Regions from separate parts of the Homo sapiens genome. Here regions 1 and 2 are each linked to region 3. Evidence: chromatin loops called from intact Hi-C (ENCODE). Cell type or tissue: IMR-90. All regions are shown on one strand. Region 1 holds the start of DDX1 (DEAD-box helicase 1). Region 2 holds the start of NBAS (NBAS subunit of NRZ tethering complex). Region 3 has its middle 410 kb from the start of LRATD1.

The links. Peaks named below come from ENCODE experiments on the same cell type or tissue, not always from the same donor. Only the 100,000 strongest peaks of a DNase experiment are listed, where the experiment ranks them.
Region 1: it touches region 3 in a loop (5-fold over the local background); 4 of 110 quality-filtered maps call a loop at or near these places.
Region 2: a loop joins it to region 3, with 3 times the contacts of the local background. A loop is called at or near these places in 4 of 110 quality-filtered maps.

Annotation. Positions count from the first base shown.
Region 1 is chr2:15,585,387-15,593,386 of GRCh38, forward strand. DDX1 (DEAD-box helicase 1) reads left to right here and starts at 6,482. Exons shown (of 26, transcript NM_004939.3): 1 at 6,482-6,563. The coding sequence starts at 6,548. It overlaps LOC124905975 (a long non-coding RNA gene), which reads right to left and starts at 6,383. Exons shown (of 2, transcript XR_007086224.1): 1 at 6,074-6,383; 2 at 2,883-5,946. RefSeq lists an enhancer at 6,521-6,580. In IMR-90, a CTCF peak has its summit at 3,132 (motif pointing left); DNase peaks (open chromatin) are centred at 6,425 and 6,945; H3K4me3 peaks cover 1,414 bases; H3K27ac peaks cover 1,186 bases; H3K27me3 peaks cover 164 bases.
Region 2 is chr2:15,557,070-15,565,069 of GRCh38, forward strand. NBAS (NBAS subunit of NRZ tethering complex) reads right to left here and starts at 4,265. Exons shown (of 52, transcript NM_015909.4): 1 at 4,119-4,265; 2 at 1,511-1,565. The coding sequence starts at 4,235. It overlaps LOC105373440 (a long non-coding RNA gene), which reads left to right and starts at 5,079. Exons shown (of 4, transcript XR_001739297.2): 1 at 5,079-5,114; 2 at 7,033-7,205; 3 at 7,996-8,000. RefSeq lists an enhancer at 4,055-4,464. In IMR-90, no CTCF peak of the experiment used is centred here; a DNase peak (open chromatin) is centred at 4,282; H3K4me3 peaks cover 2,396 bases; H3K27ac peaks cover 1,676 bases.
Region 3 is chr2:15,038,717-15,046,716 of GRCh38, forward strand. It overlaps a transcript of NBAS not described here. Among named protein-coding and RNA genes, the nearest start is that of LRATD1, 410 kb to the left of the region's middle. RefSeq lists enhancers at 3,958-4,458, 4,459-4,959 and silencers at 4,335-4,535, 5,009-5,303. In IMR-90, no CTCF peak of the experiment used is centred here; DNase peaks (open chromatin) are centred at 2,985 and 4,295; H3K27ac peaks cover 2,341 bases.

The DNA of each region.
Region 1 (8,000 bases), 550 kb after region 3:
CTAAAAAGGGAAAGCCATTCTAGGGAGAGGGAACAGCATTTTAAAAACTACAGTGGTGACAGGCAATGTGGCATATGCAAGGATTTCTACACAGTTTGATATGCTAGAAAGTAAAATTTGTGGAGAGTGGCAGGTAATAAGGCTGGAAGTAAGCAGGAGGCTGGACATGGAGGACCATCCTATGGAGGGTGGATTCAGGAGCCTTACCAACTAAGAGCTGTGTTGAAGGGGAGAGAGTTTGTTAATGGAAAGACTGACCATAGCAAGATTCAAGATCCAGTGCAAGTACTCCTGAGTCGTTTTTTCCCTCCTAACAGGTAGATCTGGGGCAACCTACACGGACAGCATTTATGGAGGGGGAAGGTTACTGTTACTTGTGTGAAATGATGGGTAGGTTTGTATTCTATATTGTGAGGAAGGACTTTGTGAGGGAGGGGGTTTATGGATGACGATATTGTATTTTCTACTCAACTTCTTTTAGATTAAAACAAATTCTCTCTCTAGCTGCTTCCTCCTTCTTGGTGGTGAGATCCTCAGAAACTAAGCAGCTGGCTTTATCTTGTTCCAGAAGGACCTGGGAATAGGAACTGAGGAGGAGGGTGGATGTCAATGAAAGGACAAACTAAACAACCTAATTTGACTTGTGTTCCCTAGGCTGGGTTCAGAGTCACATCCTCTACTGTATATGTCACATTTCACCTTCATTTTCATTGTGAGGAAATGGCCATATATTCAGGGATAATTTTGGATGTTTCCCTCACAACTCAGGCCAAATGTCTCCTCCGCCTTTTAGCCAGAATAGCTTGATTATTGCTGTATTATGAAACATTCAAAAAATGTTCCTGAAAGATACATTACACAATATCCATAATGATGTGTGTTTTATTTCCTTTCTTTTCTGTACCTCTTAGCAAAGTGTTGGGCTGCAGAAAAAAGAAATTTTAAAGTGGCTTAACTGGGACATTCTCAAGCTGCAAGAGAGGTCTAGAGGTAGACAGACCTGGGCTTACCATCATTAAGGATCCAGCCTTTTATTTCTGCTTCAGTAGTCTTAGTGTGCGGCTTTTATCTTCGGGACTCATTGCTGACTTTCCAGGCATCATATCAATGTTCCAAAGGAAAAACGGTGCATGCCAGACAGATCTTTCCCTTTTGAAAAGCATTCCTGGAAGTCCCAACCTGGCACTGCCAGTTATATCTCTCCAGGCAGAGCTGAGTCTCTGGGCTGTCTCTCTACAAAGGAATCTGGAAAGGTGATTGTTTTCTTCTTCTTCCAAGTTTCCATTTTTTTTTTCTTTTTGAGAAGAGTGTGGCTGTGTCACCCAGACTAGAGTGCAGTGGTGTGATCACGGCTCACTGCATCCTCGACCTCTTGGGCTCAAAAATGATCCTTCATCATGACATCAGGAGATCAAGACCATCCTGGCTAACACGGTGAAATCCCGTCTCTACTAAAAATACAAAAAAATTAGCCCGGCATGGTGGCGGACGCCTGTAGTCCCAGCTACTCAGGAGGCTGAGGCAGGAGAATGGCGTGAACCCAGGAGGCGGAGCTTGCAGTGAGCCGAGATCACGCTGCTGTACTCTACTGTACTCTAGCCTGGATGACAGAGTGAGACTCCATCTCAAAAAAAAAAAAAAGATCCTCCCCCGGCCAGCTTCCCAAATAGGTGGACTGCAGGTGCGTGCCACCATGCTTGGTTAATTTTTTAAAGTTTTGTTAGAGAAAGGGACTCTATGTTGCCCAGGATGGTCTCAAACTCTTGGGCTTAAGTCATACTCCCACCTTGGCCTCCGAAAGTGGTGGAATTAAAGGCATAAGCCACTACGTCCAGCCTTTTTCAGATTTCTATAATAAAGAAAGGCAATGGGAAAGGGGACTACTATTGTTTGAATGTTCCCTCCAAACTTCACATTGCCAATGTAATTTTAAGAGGGGGGCCTTTAAGAGGTGATTGGCCCATGAAGGTTCTGCTCTCATGAATGGGATTGAAGCCCTTGTAAAAGAAGTTTCATGGAGCATTTGGTCTCTTGCCCTTGTACCTCCTGCCATGTAAGGACATAGAGCTCCTCCCTGCTGGAGGACATGGTGTTCAAGGCACCACCTTAAAAGCAGAAACCAAACCCTCACCAGACTATAAACTTACTGGCACCTTAATCTTGGACTTCCCAACCTCCAGAACTGGCAGAAATAATTTCTGTTCCTTATAAATTAGCCATTCTCAGGTATTTTGCTATAGCAGCACAAATGAGCTAACCTAGGAACTGTGTATGGCTTTTGGGTGGTCCATCTACAGAGGCCTTCCCAGGACCCATCCTCTCTACACTTTCCCAGATACCTGAAGGCATTTTTTTTCAGGTCTGCCTTAGTAGTTGCAAAACCATTTGCTCTACAGTGGGATATAATTATAATATAGCTTACTTGAAAATACATAGCATAATATCTTGGGCCCATGGATAACATAGTAAAACTTCCCTATCACATGATTAGTGGGGCCCAAACTACCCAATTACAGAAAATGTGGGGTTATTCTGAGGTTAAAAAAAAAATACTGGGGGCAAGCCCAGGCTGAGGGGTGTGTGTGTGTGTGTTTGAGACAGAGTCTTGCTCTGTCGCCTAGGCTGGAGTGCAGTGGCATGATCTCGGCTCACTTCAACCTCCGCCTCCTGGGTTCAAGTGATTCTCCTGCCTCAGCCTCCCAAGTAGCTGGGATTACAGGCGCCCGCCACCAAGCACGGCTAATTTTTTGTATTTTTAGTAGAGACAGGGTTTCACCATGTTGGCCAGGCTGGTCTTGAACTCCTGACCTCAGGTAATCCACCCACCTCGGTCTCCCAAAGTGCTGGGATTACAGGCATGAGACACCACGCTCAGCCATATGTGTTTTTTAATTATAATTTTTTAAACAGCTTTATTAAGGTATAATTTAAATACCATAAAATTCACTAATGTACAATTCAATGATTCACAGAGCTGTGCAACCAGCACCACAATCCAGTTGTTGAAGACTTCCATCACCCGCCTTAAATGTCGCACGTCCATTTGTATAAATGGAGACAGATGAACAAAAGCCTACGCTGGGAGTTTTTAGGGTCCAGTCCAATCTCTTCTCAGTTTGGCTACAGTTTGGTGCCACCTGGTGGTGTCTGTCCTGGTTTCTGGGACCAGGCCAGGGTTTCTAGGAATCTCCCAGTTAGTAGGCAACCATTAAATCAACCTATTCTTGGGGAGACTAGACCAGCAAAATACCAGACTGAAAGGCACCCATCCTCTATCTTTTGGTTTGGTGAAGGGCCTGGCTGCTGTTTCTCTGCCTGGTGTTATTCTACCTGCCAAGGAGAGGAGCCAATCATACCCCAATTCACATATCCCAATTTGCATTACTGAGGGCACTGCAACACATACATACAAATATCTATAATTATTAAAGCAGTATATTAAGTGAGCTGAACTTGATAAGGCACAAACAGAAAACATTATCTGTTACCTTGAAATCATCTCTATGGGTTATTTCTTTCCCTGACCTAGATGAAGTCTCTGGCATCTTCCAGAGCTTTTCTGGTCACTCTGAGACAATGAAGAGTTGTCTGGTTACTTTCATCTAATTATACCCTCGTTTCTGTAAACTATCATGTCCAGGATCGTGATTGAAATTCACAACTTCAACCAACATCATGGCTTCCTCCTCTTCCTGCTTGGCCTATTCCACGCCAGAAGCCTGCAGTGGGATGGAGGATGGGGTCAGTCTCTTTTCTGTACTCGCCTCTCCCATTAGCTGTTGTTTCTGACTCCTGGGAAGGATAAAGTCTAGGGGATGGGGTGGCGGGTGGGTACACACCTTTATCTGGCTGGGTTTATGGTGATCTGATTCTGGTGCTTTCTGGCTTAGACATGCTCAAGGCTGATTGTTTCTCTTAGAGGGAACTTTTTGTGGTATCTTGGAGATTCTCCTTGCTGGCATCCTCCACATGCAACTCCCATGAGACAAGAGATATCTCTTCTCCAGTTTGGAAGGTAAGGATGCCACTGCGTTCTTTGGGGGGTCTGTGTGCTGAATCATTTAGCTCCTCCGGGAAGTCTCTTGGGCACATTCCCTTTGAAGAAAACTTCCAGTCCACTCTCCACAGATCTATTTATCCCTTGGGGAAAAAATGTCACACGATTCCCCCACAGTTAACTCCTGCAGCAGGCTTCTCTCTCCTTCTCTCTGTCTCTTTTTCTGCCCTGCCACCTCAGGTCCTCCTAGGGACGGCTTCTCAGAGCAGTCCTTACGCTTCCCAAACTCTCAGATCAAAAGTTCTCAGAGTATTTCCCTGAAATGCATTCTTTTCACAGAAATCTTTTCTCTTAATTTGCATCTTTAATTTTTTCATACTTTATCTCTTCCTTGAGACAGGGTCTTGCTCTGCCACCCAGGCTGGAGTACAGTGACACCATCATAGCTCACTGCAGCCTCCACCTCCTAGGCTCAAGAGATCCTCCCACCTCAGCCTCCCAAGTAGCTGAGACTACAGGTGTGCACCATGCCCAACTATTTTTTAATTTTTTTTGGAGATGGGGGTCTCATTATGTTGCCCAGGCTGGTCTTGAACTTCTGGGCTCAAGTGATCCCCTTGCCTCAGCCTCCCAAGGTGTTGGGATTATAGACATGAGCCATCATGCCCAGCCGATTTTTCACACTTTAAAGGTGGGCATTGGCAAAAGGCACAAAAATTAGATTTCAGATTTCCCTTTGGCAAGTCCTGCATAATATGGGTCTTGTATCTCTCCTTGGAATGTGGGGGTACTTGGTATCCATTCAAAACTGGTACACTGCATAACTCTCAGGGTCTTATTTAGACAAAATATAACAAGAATAGAGAATATAATGTGAATAGTGCCCCCTGGAAGTGTAAAGCTGCAGGGCTGAGTGTATTGTCCTGGGCCTTTGGAGCTTCAGGTGAATCCTGTTACATGTAATAGTAATAACAGAGCTAGTTATATTGTCACCATGTGCTATGCACTATTTTAGATGCTTTATGTATTTTATTTGATCCTCATAACTATCATATGAGAAAGGTACTATTGTTCATCCCTATTTCACAGGTAAGTAAACTGAAGCCCAAAGAAGCTTCATGACTTGTTCAAGGTCACACAGCAAGCAAGTGGCAGACCTAGAATCCAAACTCAGAATATGGTTCCCAACTCTGTACTTCTAACCCTATTCTATCTTTTTTATTTTTTATTTTTTTGAGACAGACTCTCCCTCTGTCGCCCAGGCTAGAGTGTAGTGGCACGATCTCAGCTCACTGCAGCTTTCGCCTCCCAGGTTCATGTGATTCTCATGCCTCAGCCTCCGGAGTAGCTGCAACCCTATTCTTTTTTCTTTTTTTTTTTTTTTGAGACGGAGTCTCGCTCGGTCACCCAGGCTGGAGTGCAGTGGCGCGATCTCGGCTCACTGCAACCTTCGCCTCCTGGGTTCAAGCGATTCTCCTGCCTCAGCCTCCCGAGTAGCTGGGACTACAGGCATGCACCACCACACCCGGCTTCTTCTGTGTGTGTGTGTGTGTGTGTGTGTGTGTGTATTTTTTGTAGAGAAGGGGTTTCACCGTGTTAGCTAGGATGGTCTCGACCTCCTGACTTCGTGATCCGCCTGCCTCGGCCTCCCAAAGTGCTGGGATTACAGGCGTGAGCCCCCGCGCCCGGCCGCTGCAACCCTATTCTATCTTGCCTGAGGGTTCCACTTTTCTCCATGACACTCTGGGGCAGGCTACAGATAGCACAGCACGCGCCCTCGCATTGCGCAGATGTGGCTCAGATCCCACGCTGCCATTCGGTAGATATGTGTCTTTAGATAAGTGACTTAACTTTCCCGAATTTTAGAGTCCTCATCTAAAGATTCTAATACCTTCCTGACAGAGTGAGTGTCTGGTTGGGAGGATTCCTCATTTACTTTCCCCATCTCTCTGCAAAGAGAAAGGAGTTAAAATTGCATGGAAGTCAAACCCGAAATTATAAAAGCGACATCAAACATGGGTGAAGGGAGGGAGACCTAAATCATTACTTAGTTTAAAAAAAAAATGTAACAAATACCTACTGGCTGCCAGGCACTCACTGGCATTGGTGCTCAGGGCAATGAATCCAGTCCATCTCTCCGGGTCATTCACACACCAAGGCCCTGCTCACCTTTGGAAAGCTGGGGGACTGAGTGGGGAGGGCACGGTGTGGTGTCAGCCTGAGCCCACTGGATGACCCTAATCACCAAACATCTGCTTCCTTCTCTGTAGCTGTGACCCTGATACCGCGTGGTGTGCTCCGAACACATGGTGCCCAGAACGAAGGCGGCGTCCAGAAGCCCTAGGTCCCAGAGGTCCGCTCAGCGGCAGGCGCATAAGGCGGGGCCGGCGCGGGCCTTTCCTTCCATCGGAACCGTTCTCCCGGGGCTGAGTCCCTGCCCGGACTCCGAACGCCGAAGACCAGGGGCCGGAAGCGCGCGCCGCCACTGCCACGCCGTGTCAGTCGGGAGGGAGGGAGCGAGCAGGCGAAGCCGCGGAGGACGGGGTGAAGATGGCGGCCTTCTCCGGTGCGTTTGTGGAAACTCTGGGGGTGGTGGGGCGGCTTGTTGCACGCCTCAGCCCTGGGGCCGCCCGCGGAGAGCTAAAGGGGCGGGAGCGGACAGGGGTCAGGGAGACAGAAGGGCGCTGTCCGCTGCAGTCCCTGATGGACCCGCGTTGCGGGATCAGGGGCGGCCGCGGCTCGGGTTCGGAGGACGATTCTTCCCAGGAGCGGGCCGGAACGTCCCTCCCCCTGCCCTTTCCCTTCTACCAGTCTCCACTTGGCTTTCCTGCCAGTGCACCTTCGGCTGCAAAATCTAGGCGGCGGCGTTGCTCTGGCGGCTCCCAGACGCCTGGGCCTCCTGCCTCTTAACGTGGCAGTGACCCTTTGGGAACCCTTTTCTGCCCGCGGCTCATCTGGGCTTGGCCAGGCAGAGAGGCGAGACGGCGTGGGGAGGAGTCATTGGGGAAAAATGACGATCCTGCCTCTGTCCAGTTTTTTCAGGCCCTTCCAAAACGTCCCAGGCATAAACCTGATCTTTATTTGTTCTTAAACGTTGTTATATCAACATTAATGTTCAGTGTTGAAGCTAAAGGGAAAGCATTTTCATTAACGTACGCACCAGTCCAACATAAGTTTGGAAAATTCATATTTATTTGCCGTCTGCTACCCTCCTTTATTCCAAATATGATTTGATATGGCTTATCGAACCCTACAGTTGATATTTTCGCCTCTTGCTTTATCATCCTCCTGTTAGGCATCCAGTTTTAGGAAGCTGTAATCAGCCTTAAATGCGCTAAACGTGATACATTTATGTAGCACTTATGTAACGTTTATTGCTATATAAATGTATCACGTTAGGCCTAATGTCCTTTAATGTTATTAACTTTTTAAGATGACTTCAGATGTAGTATTTTATATTTTTTAGTTTTCTTCTGTAAGAATATTAGGAATTCCATATCTCCAGTCATGTAAGATATTTTTTTTCTTTTTTGGGGGGGAGAATGGGGGGGTGGGGGGATGTAGTCTCCTTCTGTCGCCCCAGCTGGAGTGCAATGGTGTGATCTTGGCTCACTGCAGCCTCCACCTCCCAGGTTCAAGCAATTCTCCTGCCTCAGCCTCCTGAGTAGCTGGGATTACAGGCGCCTACCACCATGCCCTGCTCATTTTTGTATTATTAGTAGAGACGGGGGTTTCACCATGTTGGCCAGGCTGGTCTCGAACTCCTGACCTCAGGTGATCCGCTCACCTCGGCTTCCCAAAGTGCAACAGTCATGTAAGATTTCTGACTGTTTCAGTTACATCTTCTAATAGGATTCAATTGGAAACTGCTCAGAGTTGTTGCTGTTTTTCTTTTCCCAACATTCTCCTAAAACGATTTTAGAGCCAAGGTCTGTAGGATAGTTCTAGGTAGTCATTTTATAGGTTCACATCTTTGGGAGTCATACACAAATTTCATGAATGT
Region 2 (8,000 bases), 520 kb after region 3:
AAATAAAAGCAGTTTGAGATGTTAAATTTAATCTAAGAAGCTTTCATGAAACCATGGACTAGAAGTTATAATAATCACCCCTTAGAAACCAAAATATTTGTATAAAAAATTAAAGCAAGATATATTTTACACTTTATAGCAAAGATTTTTAAAACAGTAATACCTAAAATGGGAAAGCCCACGGAAAACAAAACCTCTAACACGCTATAAAAAACAATGCTTTCTATCATCCTAAATGTACATGTATGTGTGTACCTGTGTATGCAGTTAGGTATATATCAATGGAAAAATATCTAAAGAATAACAGATTCTCTCTAGGTGGTATGAGGACAAATTTTTTTCTAATTTGTAGTTATCTATAGTGTCTGTATTTTCTACAATGAATTTTTATTATTTGTACACATTTTCTAAATTCTCAAAATTTAAAAGCATTTGTCATTATGAAAACTGAATATGCTAGTGCTTCTTGTATCAGAAGATAAAATTAACTATAATTAACTGTAATTTTATCAGAAGATAAAAGGATAATCAGAAGATTACAGTTAATTTCAAGTACTTAACTTCTGTGAAAATGAATTTTCTCTTTATAAGGAACTTAAATTCACTGGTATAAGGATGGACTTTGAAGCCAGAAAGACATGCAGTCAAATTCCAAATGAATGACCTTGAGCAAGTTTTCTTATCTAAAATCATAAAGGAGTAACGGCACCTTTCTGGTCTGATAAAAGGACTCTATTAATGAATATGGTAAACCCGTCATGGCACCAGCTCAGTAAACCTAGTGCTCAATCCTTTCTCAGACTCTTGTTAGTTCATACGTAAAATTTGTCAGGAGTTAAATGAATACCCTGGCTTATCAAATCTGTAATTTGAGTATCTCTGACCAGATCTATCTGAAACACCACATAGACCTCTTAAAATAGTCTCTCAGTGTATTTTCACCTTCAACATCCACTGACTTTCTGAGACTCATACTGGCTTTGACCTTCATTCCTTCTAGAACAGCGTCCCCCAACCTTTTTGGCACCAGGGACTGGTTTTGTGGAAGACAATTTTTCCATGCAACCTAGATCCCTCACACGTGCAGTTCACAATAGGGTTTGCACTTCCCTGATAATCTAATGCTGCCGCTTATCTGACAGGAAGTGGAGCTCAGGTGGTAATGCTCACTCACCCATCGCTCACCTCCTGCTATGCAGCCTGTTTCCTAACAGACCACAGACTGGTACCAGTCCATGGCCCAGGAATTGAGGACACCTGTTCTAGAATACATCCATAATGGTTAAACCAAAGCTATATACTTTAGCTCTAAGCTGCATTAGAGCTAAAAACGTGCATGCGTAAATATACAAATGTATACATATACATACATATGTGTGTATATATAAATATATATATAATTAAACTCAGATAACACACATTACTTTTATTAGGCTCCACATCAGAAGTCTAAAGAACACATTTTAACTGTTAACCATATCATTACTGTAGAGAAATAAGCTATATTTACCTCGAATTGCTTTCGTGATGATAAAGGATGCACCATGTTTTTGGTTGCCTCTAGGCTGGAATTTAAAACAAAAAACACTTACATTTGAATCTTCTAGTAGTATTAGACCAGTATTACTTATACAATATGTAAACTTATTTTTATTTACTAATACTCAGAGTTTTGGGCACAGGGAAGCAGTGTCTTAAAACTACTTAAAGACTGGATGTTCAGGTGCAGTGGCTCACGCCTGTAATCTCAGCACTTTGGGATGCCAAGGTGGGCTGACTGCTTGAGCCCAGGAGCTCCAGACCTGCCTGAGCAACGTGGCAAAACCTCATCTCTACAAAAAATACAAAAATTGGCCAGGCATGGCGGTGCATGCCTATAGTCCCAGCTACTTGGGAAGCTGAGGTGACCCAGGAGGTTGAAGCTACGAAGCTACAGTGAGCCCTGATCATGCCACTGCACTCCAGCCTGGGTGACAGAGTGAGACCCTGCCTCAAAAAAAAAAAAAAAAAAAAAAAAAGTAGACACAGGACGCGGGACAATAGGAGAAAAGTGAGCATAGCAGAGCTACAGGCACATGTCAGGACTAACCTTGCAGGAAAGAACAAGGATTGAAGCTGGAAACTGTTTCCAAATCAAAAACCAATCCAAAGACAAGAGAAGTCAAGGCCAAAGACCATACTGGTTGCCAGTTCAGCATACTCTATTGAGGCTGTAAGTTTTGCTCACAGGAAAAGTGGTCATATCTCCAAGGCCAATTCATTGACTATCTGTTGTGTATCTATACAGACAATGCTACTAACAAAACATACACAGATACGTAATTGCTATATTAAATAATTCCATTCCATAAGTATAGACTGAACACACCGTGGGTAGGTTCATGACGCTAGGCACTGCATAAGATGCACTAAAGTGCTGTCAAGAAAAGCACAATGGACATACAGTAAGTGTAGACAGATTTTTTTAAAAAACACAGAAAAGTTATTTCACTCAATAAACATGAATTGATTGTTGGATTCATGCAAGACACAATTTGGCCCTGGGAAGAGATATAAAGATGAATCAGATGTCTGCCCTCCAAGAGCTTATAATTCAACAGCTGAAATCAACAGAATGCAGAAATCGATAGAATGCAGAAATCAATTGAACTCCCCCACCCCCAACACACAAACACAAAACAAAGTGCTAAGGGTTTCAAAGTAAGTTAATTCTGTGGTTACTTTTTTGGAATCAATTTATGGTAAGCATTCTGAAACATTACTGCAATTAACCAATGAGTGTTAAGGAGTGGAAACTTATCTAACCAGCTGCCTCAGCAACAGCTTCCTAGCTGCATAACCCAAAAAATATTCACATTAAGACAAACTAAGTACTTGAAATTAAACAGTAATATATGCAGATCTCTACCCGTCTACAAAATAAATTATTCATGATAAGCACAAACTGCAGTGGGAAGGAGGCTACAGAGGAAAAAAATACAAACTTTGGGCTGAAAAATGAGTCGTTTCTCCAGCAAAGAAACACTCAGAAAAAATGTAAGATAACTCACATGGGCTGGACTACATAATCTTTAATAAAGGTTCTTTTCGATCTGGCTGCTTCCTCTGGGTCTAAAACAGTAACTGGCACGTGTTAAGCACTCAATAAATATCTGTTAAATAAACATGGATCCAAAAAATAATAATAATAAAAAATAAAATAAAATAAACATGGATCCATGGTTCCTACTCTTCATCACAGACCCGGGAGGCCTTCACTACCAAACAACTGATAATCCCAAGATCCAGTCCATAAATTATCAACCTCTATAACCCTTCTGTAGCGGAGATCCCAATCCCAGTCAGCAGCTCTTTACTCTGCACTTCCGTGGCATTTTGCTCACATCGCTAACTATAGCGCATAAAACGCTAGGTTATGAAAAACGTTTACGGGACTGTCTCCCCTCTAGACGAGAAGCTCCACGAAAACATATTCATCTCTGTATCCTTAGCACCTAGCACAGCACCTGTGACACCGAGACAGACGAACGGACACGCACACCCTTATTAAATGCTCTTTTATTGAAACACACAAGACCTGGCGCGATCCAGCCCCCAGTATGGGTAAAGGCTCAGATTCTGCGCTCTGCACCAGCCTGGCAGATGCTGCAGACTGTAAGGTCCTGGAAAATTCTCCCATCGCAGTTGAGCGTCGGCCCAGACTAGCCCTAGCCAGACCGCGAGAAGGGACCACTGAGGGTCCAGATAGGAGAAAGGACCCTCGAGTCCAGCGCTGTGCCTTCCCCTCCTAATACAGAGAGCGACACTAACAATCCCCTCTCCTCCCAATACAGAGAGCGAAACTGAGAACCAAAGTGGGATCGTACGCTCCCCAGAGCACGAAGTTCCAGCCCCCAACAACCGAATTCTGAGCCCAGGAAGAATCTCAGGGACCACCACCCCACCCCGCCCTAGACCCCCGCTAGCCCAAGGTGCCGTTGCCAAGGCGACCGCACAAGCCAACCGGCCCTAGTCCCCCACCCACCCGTCTCCACTCCCCTACGTGGCTCCTGCTACGTGGCTCTACCCACGAAGCGCCCGCGCCAAGCTGGCTGCTGCTGTAGATGGGCCTGGTTCACCTGTACTTCAGTCTCCGGTGGCCACTCGGTGTTGACCAACAAGTCATAGAGAATCGTCTCCTCCTCACCCTCTGCAGTGCCTGGACTCAAAGCCGGCCCTGACTCGGGGGCCGCCATGTTCGCCGAGGACTCAGGCAGCGGAGGAGTGTCTCTACGGAATCCCTCACAGGACAAGCTTCTCTATCCGCGGCCGCTTTTGTTTCACGGCAAGGAAATGCTAGGTTAACCCTTTTATGAGTAGGAAGGACAGGGACTATTGCTTGTCTTGGGAACGACTTGTGTCCCGGTCCTGATACACTCCTTGTTCATTAATCTACATGAGATCGGCCAAGTCATTGAGCCTCTCTTATAACTCAGTTTCCATAAAACAGAAATGGTAAAGGTACCCCACTGAAATGCTAATGTTCATTTGTATATTCTTTGCCTAACACGTAGAGAGAGTTCAAACAGTGGTTTTAAAATAAACAACTAAAGTTATCCAATGAAAGGTAGCAGAGGAAGGATGCTACAGGAGCTCAGAAAAGGCAACGAAGGCCAGAGTCTGCAGGGATTTCCTGGAGGACGTGGAGCTTGTCCCTGCGTCTTTAACAATAGGCAGAATTTTAATCTACTGGAGAAGCATTTCAAGTAGCGGGAAATGGAATGAGCAGAGACAGAGGCAGAAATACAGAGTTGAAAGAACTCTTTCAACGTGTCGCCAGTGAGTGACGACTTTCTCAGTGTGGGAGTAAAAGAATTTACCAAGACAGTGGTAGATAAAGAAAGACAGATTAAAGAAAGTATGAAAGTTCGTTGCCAGGGAGCAGCGGGCCGACTCAGCAGAGGAGGAGCTCATTGCTAGGAAACAAAGGCTTGTTGAGAATTTTATAGACTGGAACTTGGAGTGATTGATAACACCAGGTAGCAGGGAGTTAACTTGCTTTTTTTTTTTCTTTCTTTCTTTTTTTTTTTTTTTTTTTGTCAGCTGAAGTGTTTCAGAAATTGAGGCATTTGAAGGTAAGCAGGAAGTTTGTGAGTTAAGTACGTTATCTGGGTAGAAGGGCCATATGTCCTGGGCCATAAAGAAAAGTAGACCTATGGCTTATTTGTTTCTTCCTTTTGTTTATATGTTTTGGACCATGAAGAAAGACAGACGTATAGCTAATTTGCCTTATCTCTTTGTTTTTCCCTGCTCCCACTAGCCTGCCTTTTTTTTTTTCCTAATTAGTACTCAACAAGACGGGTGAATAGAACCCAAGTTGAGAAAGGGTGTAGGGGCAATAAAGTTGAAATAATAGGTTGAGAACCCGCATGGAGGGAGCGAAAAGGTCAACCCCATTTGTTCATTCATTCATTCATTCAACAAATACCTCTTTGTGGACAGTTATAAGCAGAGCCTACTGTAACATGAATGAATATATACTGTACAAAGTATTACACTGTTTCACATCAAAAGAAACACAAATACTGAATATCCCTTGAGATAATTATATTCATGATATCCATCAAGATGCATTAGGCGGTGATGCAATTAAAAGCCTCTGCTGGGAAGCCTCTAACCAGCTCCCATTTCTCTCAAAGTTTAATGACCTCAAAGCCCTACGTCATCTGCCTGCTCCCCTAAATCTCACACCTCATTTCCTGCTCCCCCTACTACCTTCAGCCACACTGGCTCTATTTCTGAACACACCAGACACACATCAACTTCAGGAGTTCTGCAAAGCCTGTCCCCTCCACTTGGAAGGCTTTCTACCAGATGTTTACCTGGTTCCTCCCTTATCTCCTTCAAGTTTTTGCTCAAATGTCGTCTCTCTCTGAAGCCTACCTTGACTGCTCATTTTTAAATTTGCAATGACCATTCTCCAACTCCAGCTTTCCAGAGCTGCTCTATTATTTTTTCCATTACACTTGTCATCACTTAAATGGCTATACAGTATATTTGCTTATTATCTGTCTCCATTCACTAAAAGGTAAGCCATGCCAGGTGCTCTATCTATATGCATGCAAATGCTATATCCATCCCTGCTATATCCCCAGAATTTATAACAGTGCCTGGCATAGAGCAGAGGACAAAATATATATTATTTGTTGAATAAATGACAGACTTCCCAGAAAATCTTTTACACATTGTCTCCCCATAGTATTTCTCTGCATAGCAGCTGTGCCCTTCAATCAAACCCCTCATTGTGAACACCAGACGTGTCTTCTCCCTACCGCACAAGGCTGACAAACTGTATACCTCCGGGGAGCCCCGCCCACATTGCATGCGGTAGAACATGAAGAGGCAGGAACACCATGCACATGGAATGCGGTGTGAGGGCTGGTTACTGGAGTCCTCCAGTACCTCAGTACAACCCCACCTATTTCTCCACACCAAGTTTCCTTGGCTCTTTATTCCTCTGTCTCATCCTTTCTCAGATAGATATTGGGGTTGCTTTCTGTTTCATCACTCTCTTCACCACTTTCACTCAATCTGTACAACCACGGCCAGGAGATAGCTGGTCAAACTGGCAAAGGATGCTTCCTTCTTAGCTGGTGTGCAAAGGGGACCACTGCAAATACACCATGAAGAATTTATTTATTTTACCATCATCACACTATTTTTGTTTGTTTGTTTTTGTTTTTGAAACAGGGTCTCACTCTTTCACTGAGGCCAGAGTGCAGTGGCACAAAGAGAGCTAACTGAAATCTCTACTTCCTGGGCTCAAGCAATCCTCCCACCTCAGCCTCCTGAGTTGCTGGGACCACAGGTGCATGCCACCATGCTGGGCTAACTTTATTATTTTTTGTAGAGATGGGGGGTCTTGGACTTCTGGGCTCAAGTGATCTGCCTCGGCCTCCCACAGTGCAGGGATTACAGGCACGCACCACCATGCCCAGCCTCACACCATGTTAATTGTTTTATCCATCCTCATCCATACCCCACTTACCATAGCATGTACAAAAGGACAGAAAACATAAACTCATGCCTGGCAGAGAGCTTCTACTCTGAAGAAACAACAACCGAAGTGTCACAGGATGAATCTATGCTATTTGGAGAGGGAGTATACATTTAACTTGAAGCAATCCCTGGAAGAAAAATTCTACTAGCAGAGATGCTCTGAGCAGGTAAGTGGGTTCTTAAACCTTCAGCACCACTAGTTAAAATCCAGAAGAGTTCCTGGAAGGGGAGAAATGTGAGGTGACCAATAAAAGGGAAGAAGATGGTAAGAATATGTATGCCACAAGAAGAACTCCAAATGTTGAATATCAGACACGGGTTGGAAAAGAAAAGACAAAGATCTGATCAAGTTCAACTGAATCAAAGGAATAGGATGACTTAAAACAGATTGAGTGGCTGAAGCCAAATTGCTACTTGGTCTTATTTACAGTGACTATATAGCAAAGTATCCAAACTGGGATATTTTTGAAAAGAAAAAGCCATGATTTTAATAGTTATGCTAGGACAACAAGCATGAAACAGGGCTGTCATGGGCAAACTGAGATGATTGTCACACTAATCCTAAACAGCAGAGTGGGTAATTTAATGAAGAGGTGGTGAGCGTTTCACAAGGATAGCAAGACTCTTCTGTTCGTCATTATTCTCTTCTTTCTTCCCTCGTGCTTGTAGTGACACTGGTCATTTTTGTCTGCCCAGGCCCTTTGCTTCCTTCGGAGACTGTTCTAGCTGCTCTTCATTCACTCAGTCAGATAATTCCTAGTGGGGCCGCCAATCCCCAAACTCTGCCCCCTTGACCCAAAGAACTCCATTCCTGCTACTTTGAGCATCAGGTTGAGAATCCTTCCCTGGGATTTTTTTTTTTTTTTAAGTGGAAATGGAGGAAAAGGCTCCTTGCCTTTTTGGGTCACAGAGTTTGAAGAATATTGGGGTTATTAGCATCCATCTTATTCATTCCAGAGAGA
Region 3 (8,000 bases):
ATTTCCAAAAGTGACTGCGACCATGTGAATATCTCCCACTGAATTCACTCGAATATGTTCCCAAAGCTAATTTGGCCCGTAGCCACTCCATGCTGCCTGGCCAGAGAGGAAGTGGGATGGGGAGGAAGTCAGAATAGAAAGAGACAATTATCTTAACCAATTACAGATACAATGTCTTCTGCAAATTTTACCAAAAGATGTAATCATGTGAATTTAGACCCTGAGGCATCATCTTCGTTGGCCTAGTGGTAAATCCATCTCTGCTCTGGCTCCTGACATGGTCCTAGTTCCACCAAAACCCTAGGAATAAATATTTGTAATGGTGACTCAACTGCTTGTGAAAATAGACATAGTGGACATAAATCTGAATACACACTCTGACTCTGACTAGCCCTCTGTCTTTGGGCAAGTGGCTTATCTGCACTTGAAACTTAGTTTCCTAATCTGTAAAATGGAAACAATGACACCAATTTCCTGAGGCTGCACTGAGGATTAAACAAGATGTCATCAGTGAAAGCCAAGTACAAAGCTATTGGCGTTGCTGCGGTTGCACACTGAATGAATGAGTGGAAAATGGGGATGTCTGGAAGCCAGCCCCCAGCTTCCTGTGCTAACAACCTCTAAGGCGCCTTCAGCTCAGAAACACCCTATGATTCAAAATCCTCATAGAAAAAAGTCAGGGAAGGATTTAAAGAAATTGTTCCATATGATTTTTCACAGGCTCGTCAGTGACTCTGTGTGGGTCAAAGAAGATTAAGGGCCTCTGGAAATTCAAAGGCTGATTACATCAAATCCTATCCCAGGAGCCAAGAAGGGAGTGTGCACCACAGCTCAATATTCTATGCACAAGCCAGGAGCTTTTAGATAAGCATTTTGGGGGAGCTAACAGAAGGTGAGGGGTTTCCGTAAAGCCATGACTTTAAAACAAATCCTCCGAAGTACAGAGAGCTGAGCTCTGCTCACCACCTCCAAACCCAGCAGTTCCCTCCCTGAGGCTGTGGCCTGGCCCCAGTCTCAGCTCGGACACCCCAGCCACTGATGGAATCCAATTCCTTCCGGCAGCCTCTGAGGGCCAGAAGAACTCAGAAAGGACAGCCTGGGAGGCTGATCATCTCCTGACTTGTCTTCATTCCTGGTGCCTCCTCCAAGCTCTGCTAAAGGTGAGGGGGTGGGGATGTCTCTGCACTAAATGGGGGACAAATTAAGTGGCAGCTTAAGTCTTGTAATAGGTCAGGCAGGTGGTGATGTGAGTGATGCATCTTCAAGACGGTGATCCATCTTCCCCGTCTCCAGAGAGAATGACAGCTCAGCAGAGAGAGAGGAGCACTCTGCGAGGATGGAATCGAGAAGGCTGCCCCTGCAGCCCAACCCTGCTCAAGGCCTTCAGAAGGTCCCCTGGAGCTTGAAGTACCTGCAAAGAGCAGGATCCTAGGAGCCAAAGGAGGTCTCAAGAGCGTGGACTGTTTTTCTCCGCTGCAGAGTCATAGTCATTGTGTTCCTATTGTGTGTCAGACACACACTCATTTAACCTCGCCACAGTCCAGCAAGGTAAGGCTTATTACAGGTGGGAAAATTGAGGCTCCAAGAGGTTACAATGACTTTCCCAGGGTAACATAGAGCCTGAATTCACAAACAGGTAGGGATCTCTGATTACCGCAAGATTGTTGGTTTATTTGTTCTGATCAAAGAAGTCTTGGCTGAGTCTTAAGCACATGCGTATGGACCTGCCCAGGCACGACCACCTTGTGTTCTCTAAGACAGCAAACATTCAGGGCTCCGGAAGAAAAAAATCAAAGGAAAAGCTCCTCAGAAAATTGATCAAAAACAGCAAATAACAGCCAGGGGTGAACTTATGCTGTCTAGACTCAGCAAACAGATGTGGGGCTCAGCAGTTGGCCTGCACCAAGCTCGTGGCAATCTGCCAGTTCCAAACTGGCAAGCTAAGGGCTTTCTTGAAACCCACTGCTCATGTCAGACTCTGGGGTTTTTGTCTTTCTAAGCCCCACCCTTGCCCTTGGTCCAGGAGGTGGCCTTCACAGGGGCTGCTCTCCTTCAGACTTTGCTACCCATAAATCCCAGTGCTCGCACTTGTCCCTAAGTCATTCCGTGACAGTTAATCCAAAGGCCCCATCGTACATTGCCTAATCCCTGATGGTTGAGGTTATCTCTGCCTTCCTGTGCGGTAAAATCAGTTTACTTTTTTCCTCTTTCATCAGTTTGTTTGCATTGAGCTACTGCCTAATTAAACTTTCCTCTCCAGCTTCATCCCCTCAAATCTAACCTACACATCACTGGCAGATTAAATTCACCAAAGCTCAACTGTGATCACATCAGCCCCTACCCACAATCCTTCAATAGGAGCTCCCCTTTGCACAAGGTTACTCTCTATTCCAATATTCACATCACTCTTCATTCAAGCCAGACGGAGCTACCTTGTGTCCCCTGAGGAGAGAGCACATCTCACCACTATTGGGAGTTTTGGTCCACATTTATGGAGGCAGGGAGAGCTGAGTCCCATGGGGGAGGCTCAAGGACCACCTCAGGAATAGAAGAAGTGAGCCAGTATCCATGAGAACATCTGAGGTCTCTCTCCCAAGGGAGTCGGTAGCCACAGACCAGGGCCAACAACTGCAAATTCTGAGATTCAGGAGCATTTTGTTCACCCACATCTGTTCTCTACATTTGTGTCTTTTTCCAGAAAAACCATTACAAGAGAAACAGCTGCAGGGTGGGAGTGCCTGAAGGATGAAGTGGCAGGATCCCATTCTGTAGCATGTGGAGGAGTCCCCAAGGGGGAGAGTGGCAACTGAAAGGGAAACAAACCAGGCCAAATGCCTGGGGAGGGCCGGCAGGAAAAGTCAGCCAGGGACAGACAAATGGTCCTGTGGCTCAGATGTGGGGCAGGCTATCCAGTGCTGGGAATTATCTCAGGACAGCAGTAAGTACTCTTTGTACACCAGTTGAAAAAGCAAACAGATACTGAACAAGTGAAGAAATCTTCCGCCACTCTACCCGGCAGCTGTCCAGTGCTTGTTTCCATAGCATCTGGGCCTCTGCACCATCTGCACTGTGAGAAACGTTAGCCACCTTGCTTCCAAGGGCTCTGCCGGCTTTGGTGTTCTATTTTTTTCTTTTCTTTTTTTCCCTTTTCTCTACTACATGGAAATAAGGCCTGGGAGGATGGGGCCATTTTCAGGCTTGAGAGCACACGTTCCCAAGTAGGCTTTGGAGCAGACTTCGTCTTAGCGAGTCAAAGTGAAGTGAGAAATGAAGGTGATACGTGTTTGTGCTTCACATGTTCCTCTATTTGCTTTCAACATGGACAATATTTAATAGCACATGCAGCTTCTAAATCCTCCTGATATTTCTGGAACTGAGGATTGCTGGAGGCCTCATGTAAAAACGGAGTCCAAATTGGTTTCTTTTGTAAGAAAGGCAATGGCAAGGAAGGAGGCAAACCTAGGTGGCCAGTGGCCTTTCCCCTCCGTTCTTCTCTGCCTGTAAGTGCGTAATTGCCATCCTCAGAGCAAGAAATGCAAAGAGATGTCAAGGGTAGTTTGAACCCCAAAAGTGACAACGTCATGTGCTGGCTTGGAGCTAAGCATTGGGCAGTAATGACCATAATTTAGTCTGGTTTCTACTTATTATTACAGAGGCTGTTAACTGTAACAGAAGAATGAAAATTGCTGGGAGAAGGAAGTAGAGAAACAAAATCGATCCAGGAAATTGGAAAATAAGTGAAATGAACAACAATCAGGCTAAAATAACTACCAGGAAAGGAGAGAGAAGAAAGGGCACACCAAGGGCTTAGGTAGAAATTCACAGGAAGCCCATTGGCGAGGTCTTCTTTGCATCTCTTCTGAGGGATGACCCAGACTGAAACTAGCATATTCCCTGTGTGTTCTCAATGAGAGATGAGGATGGCAGGGCTGTGAAGACACTCTGCCCCCTTTCTTAGAGGAGAAATCATTCACTGCCAGGTCCAAGGGAAGATAGACACCCAAAAGAGCCCTGGCTGCCTGCCTAACAGGACTCAAATCCATAAATGGAGAGATTCTGGAATCTTCACACACCAATTAATAACTAAATTTGGCAAAACCACAGCCCATGACTTAAACCAGAAAGCAGCAGTCTTTTGCAGTAAAAGGCCAGCTAGTATATATTTCAGACTTCGGTCTGATGCAATGACTTTGCATGGTTCCTGATGCAACGACTTGACTCTGCCTTGTAGTAAGAAGGCAGCCATACACAACAACATTAACAAGCGGCTGTGGCTGCCAGCCAGTAAAACTTGCTTTACAAAAACAGGCAGTAGGTCACATTTGGTTCATGAGCCATAGTTCTCCAACCCCCGATTTACATAATAATAACAAATCCTACTTAACGGCACTTTACCATTTACACAGCACCCTTCCTCGCTTAGTCACTGGGTCATCTCTGTAATCTGTGAGGAGGCAGAGTAGGAGTCACTAGACTCATCTGACAGATGAGGAATTGGAGGTTACACAAGGTCACACAGCCTGTGGGCACCAAAAACCGGGACATTGCCTCCCTGTGCGTCTTGGACCCCTGCACGTTTAGCTTGGCTCCTAGTCCTGCTGCCTCCACCTTCCAAGGATCTCAGGCTGAGCTGTGCCACTTCCATTATCCCTGTCTCTGTCCTAGCCCATCTTGTCTTTCATAGGAAATTTCTAACAGTCAGGTTTGAGCATGTCACATTTCTGCTAAAAGCCCATCCATATCCATCCATGACCTGCAAGCTAAGGTCCAACCATCTTGGCCAGGACACAGGACTGTCCTGGCTCTGGCATCTGCCTGACTCTTCGCCCCTTGCTGTGATTTCCTAAACCTCAGTAATTTTAAACAGCATCACATGCCTCCAAGTGCTATGGTAAGCCTGAGCCTTTGCCTTCACTTGCTGTGCCAGAAAGTCTAATCCTGCCCTCTCCCCCTTAATCACACCAGGATTTCTTTGCTAAGGAGGCCTTGAAGGTTTAAGGGATTAAAATGTTCCCAGCAATTAGAAAACCTGGGTTCTAAGTCTAGCTCTGCCAGGAACCAGTGGGCCTCTACCAGTGAGCCCACCCTCAGCACTCAACTCAGCATCTCACCTTGGAGGGTGCCTTCTGACTCATCCCCACACTAGCCTGCCAGGGCTCCCGGGGATTGTAAAAAGCCCTGCTCTGTCTGTTGCCTGAAAACTTGATGCATTCGGGCAGAGATCCTCTTAGTAACCTTTCTATTCCCAAGCACATGGGCCAGTACCTGGTACAGAGCAGACGAATAATGAATGCTGATTGACTGGATGGATAAATGAATGAATCAATGAATGAAGTTCATAGAAGAGAAAACAAATTTTCACATGGACTTTTACTAATAAAGGGTTAGGCTGAACAGAGAGAAAACTTAAAAACTTTTTTTTTTTTGCTTAAATATACAATTTAGACAATTCCCCAGTTGTGCTTCCAATTACTTAGATTCTAAATGACAGAATTTGCATTCTGTAAGACTACCTGCTAATATGCTGATGCTGCCTGATTTGCAGGTAAGTAGCAGGGAAAGGTCTTTGCATGGCTGAGTTCTCTCACATTGATAAAGAATCAGCGACAGCTGACTTGACAATGAACTCCCAGCTCAGAAACCCCCCGGTCCAATTATTTCAGCTATACTCAAGCCTATTGACATTACACACACAGAAGAATGAACAGCAAAACCTATTAATGAGGTTTTTCATAAGATAGAAAAATAAACACAATCTGCAGGAAAGCATACTGACAAGGGGCTCAGCAGAGTATAGAATTAAGATTTCACAAAACAACTAGAATGTCAGGGTTCTTTCCTAGAGTGGCCATGGAACATGAGGAGACTCTATGAGTTGAAACTCCAAAGTCTTTGACCTGACTCAGATCTCTGCAAGTCACTTAGATAAGACTCTGTTTTCTCCTCTGCATAATGGGGGTTATAATCTATGCTCTGCTCACCTCACAGAATGGTTGTGAGGGTTAAAAGAGATGATAGTTGTGGCCTTATTTTCTAAATTGTAAACAACTATAAAGAGGTGAGGAGTTACCCTAGCTTTCATGCCTCTGATCAATCTGGCCATTATTTTTCACTGAAAGGCATCAGGATGATTCCCATATAAAGACAGTGCTTTGAACATTTAGCCTTCTGTTTGAAATAAAACATAAATACATTTGCTAGTACCAAAACATAATTGGGGTAAGGCTAGCACACAACAACGAAATGTCATATGCTAATAGAAACTCCCTAAGGGATGGTGTATCAAAATCAGATTTCAAAGGCAAGAGCCCATTCTGACCAATTAGCAAAGACTGATCAATTTCTAAATATGATTTCCTCCCAAAATAAATATCAAAATCTCTGTCATGTATTTCCCAACATTTCTGAAGCCTGCAAATCAGACAAATCAATCCAGGGAGCTATTGTTGACCACCAACGCCATGTGAGGCACTGTGCTGGGATCTAAAAATACAATGCGACATGATCCTGAGCTCACAGTCCAACAGGGCGACAGTGAAGAGAATAAGTATTCCAGAACAGTGGGAGAGGAGCTGACGCTGAGATCTGAGCAAAATGCTGAGGAAGCACAGAGATAGAAGCCATTCTTTGCACATGTTTGGGCAGTAACTTTCCAAACCACCAGTAACATGGCTGCCCATGGTGCAGTTGGAGTGGCCTTGCAGTGTTTCATTTTGTTATCAGAGAGCATGCAGAAGTGCTTCCCATTTTGCCACCCAAAATGTCTTTCCCAACTTTTTTCATTTGATTGTTTTGTTTTGTTTTTTTAATTTAAAAAAATGTGGTGTATACATATACATATATATACATCCAGTCCCATTGTATATATACATCACATTTTTTAATCAATTCATATGTCAACAAACACTTAGGTTGTTTCCATGCCTTGGCTAATTGTGAATAATGCTGCAATGAACACAGAAGTGCAGATATCTCTATGAGGTGCTGATTTAATTTCCTTCAGGTATATACCTGGAAATTGGAGCTAAATCACAAAGTAGTTCTACGCCAAATTTTTTGAGGAACCTCCATATTGTTTTCCATATGGCTATACTAATTTGCATTCCCACTAACAGTCTACAAGAGTTTCTTTTTCTCTACCTCCTTGCCAACACTTACTGCTTTTCTTTTTGAAGACAAAGGTTTGTAGACAAAGCCTGTAAGAGAGTGTGTACCCCCTAATTTCAGCAGACCCAGGGCTTCCCTGTGTCCCATCAGTCCACATTCAGCTTTCACCAATTAGTGAGCTCTTCCAGCTGAACTATTGCTACTCATGTGTCTATCTCAGGTGAATGTATGTTCATATTTTCTCTCCCATAGGCACTGTCTCTCCTTAGACTCCTCACAAGTCATTACCTTCATGACCTCAGCTCTCCAATGGTTTCAAAAGCAGTCATGCATTTGAAATAAGCCCAGTTCTTTTTCATTGCAAAGGTGGCAGTAATACTCCTTTCATCTCTCTACATCCTGGGGTGGAAGCTGGATTCAGTATGTTTTCATAGCTAATTTTTATTTTAGTTCTTAAGGCTTAATTTGAATGAGATACAAATCTATTCTAACTGGAATGTCATATTCCAATTCATATAGTCTTAAAACATTTTTAAGAATATAAAAAATCTCTCAATATATATCAACCTCCAAGAAATGTTTTTAATCATTGTACACACATAATTATAGAATTTGGGAGGATTATCACTTAGACCCAACAAACACAAACTTTGAACACTACTCTTCAGGTTCCTGAAGCAATTATAATGAGAATAATTTTAAGAAGGACAGAAAACTCCCTTTCTGGAATAACAAGAAGTGGCTGGTGCTGTGAGGAAGTGGGGAAGTCACTCTATTTTTATTTTATATATTTTTTTGCCACTTTAATACTAAGAGTGGTTTTATTTTTAGTTCACTTTTAATTAGTTGTACAGAAGAAGAAAGTTGAGTCAGTTGCAGGCAGCGGGGAAAAA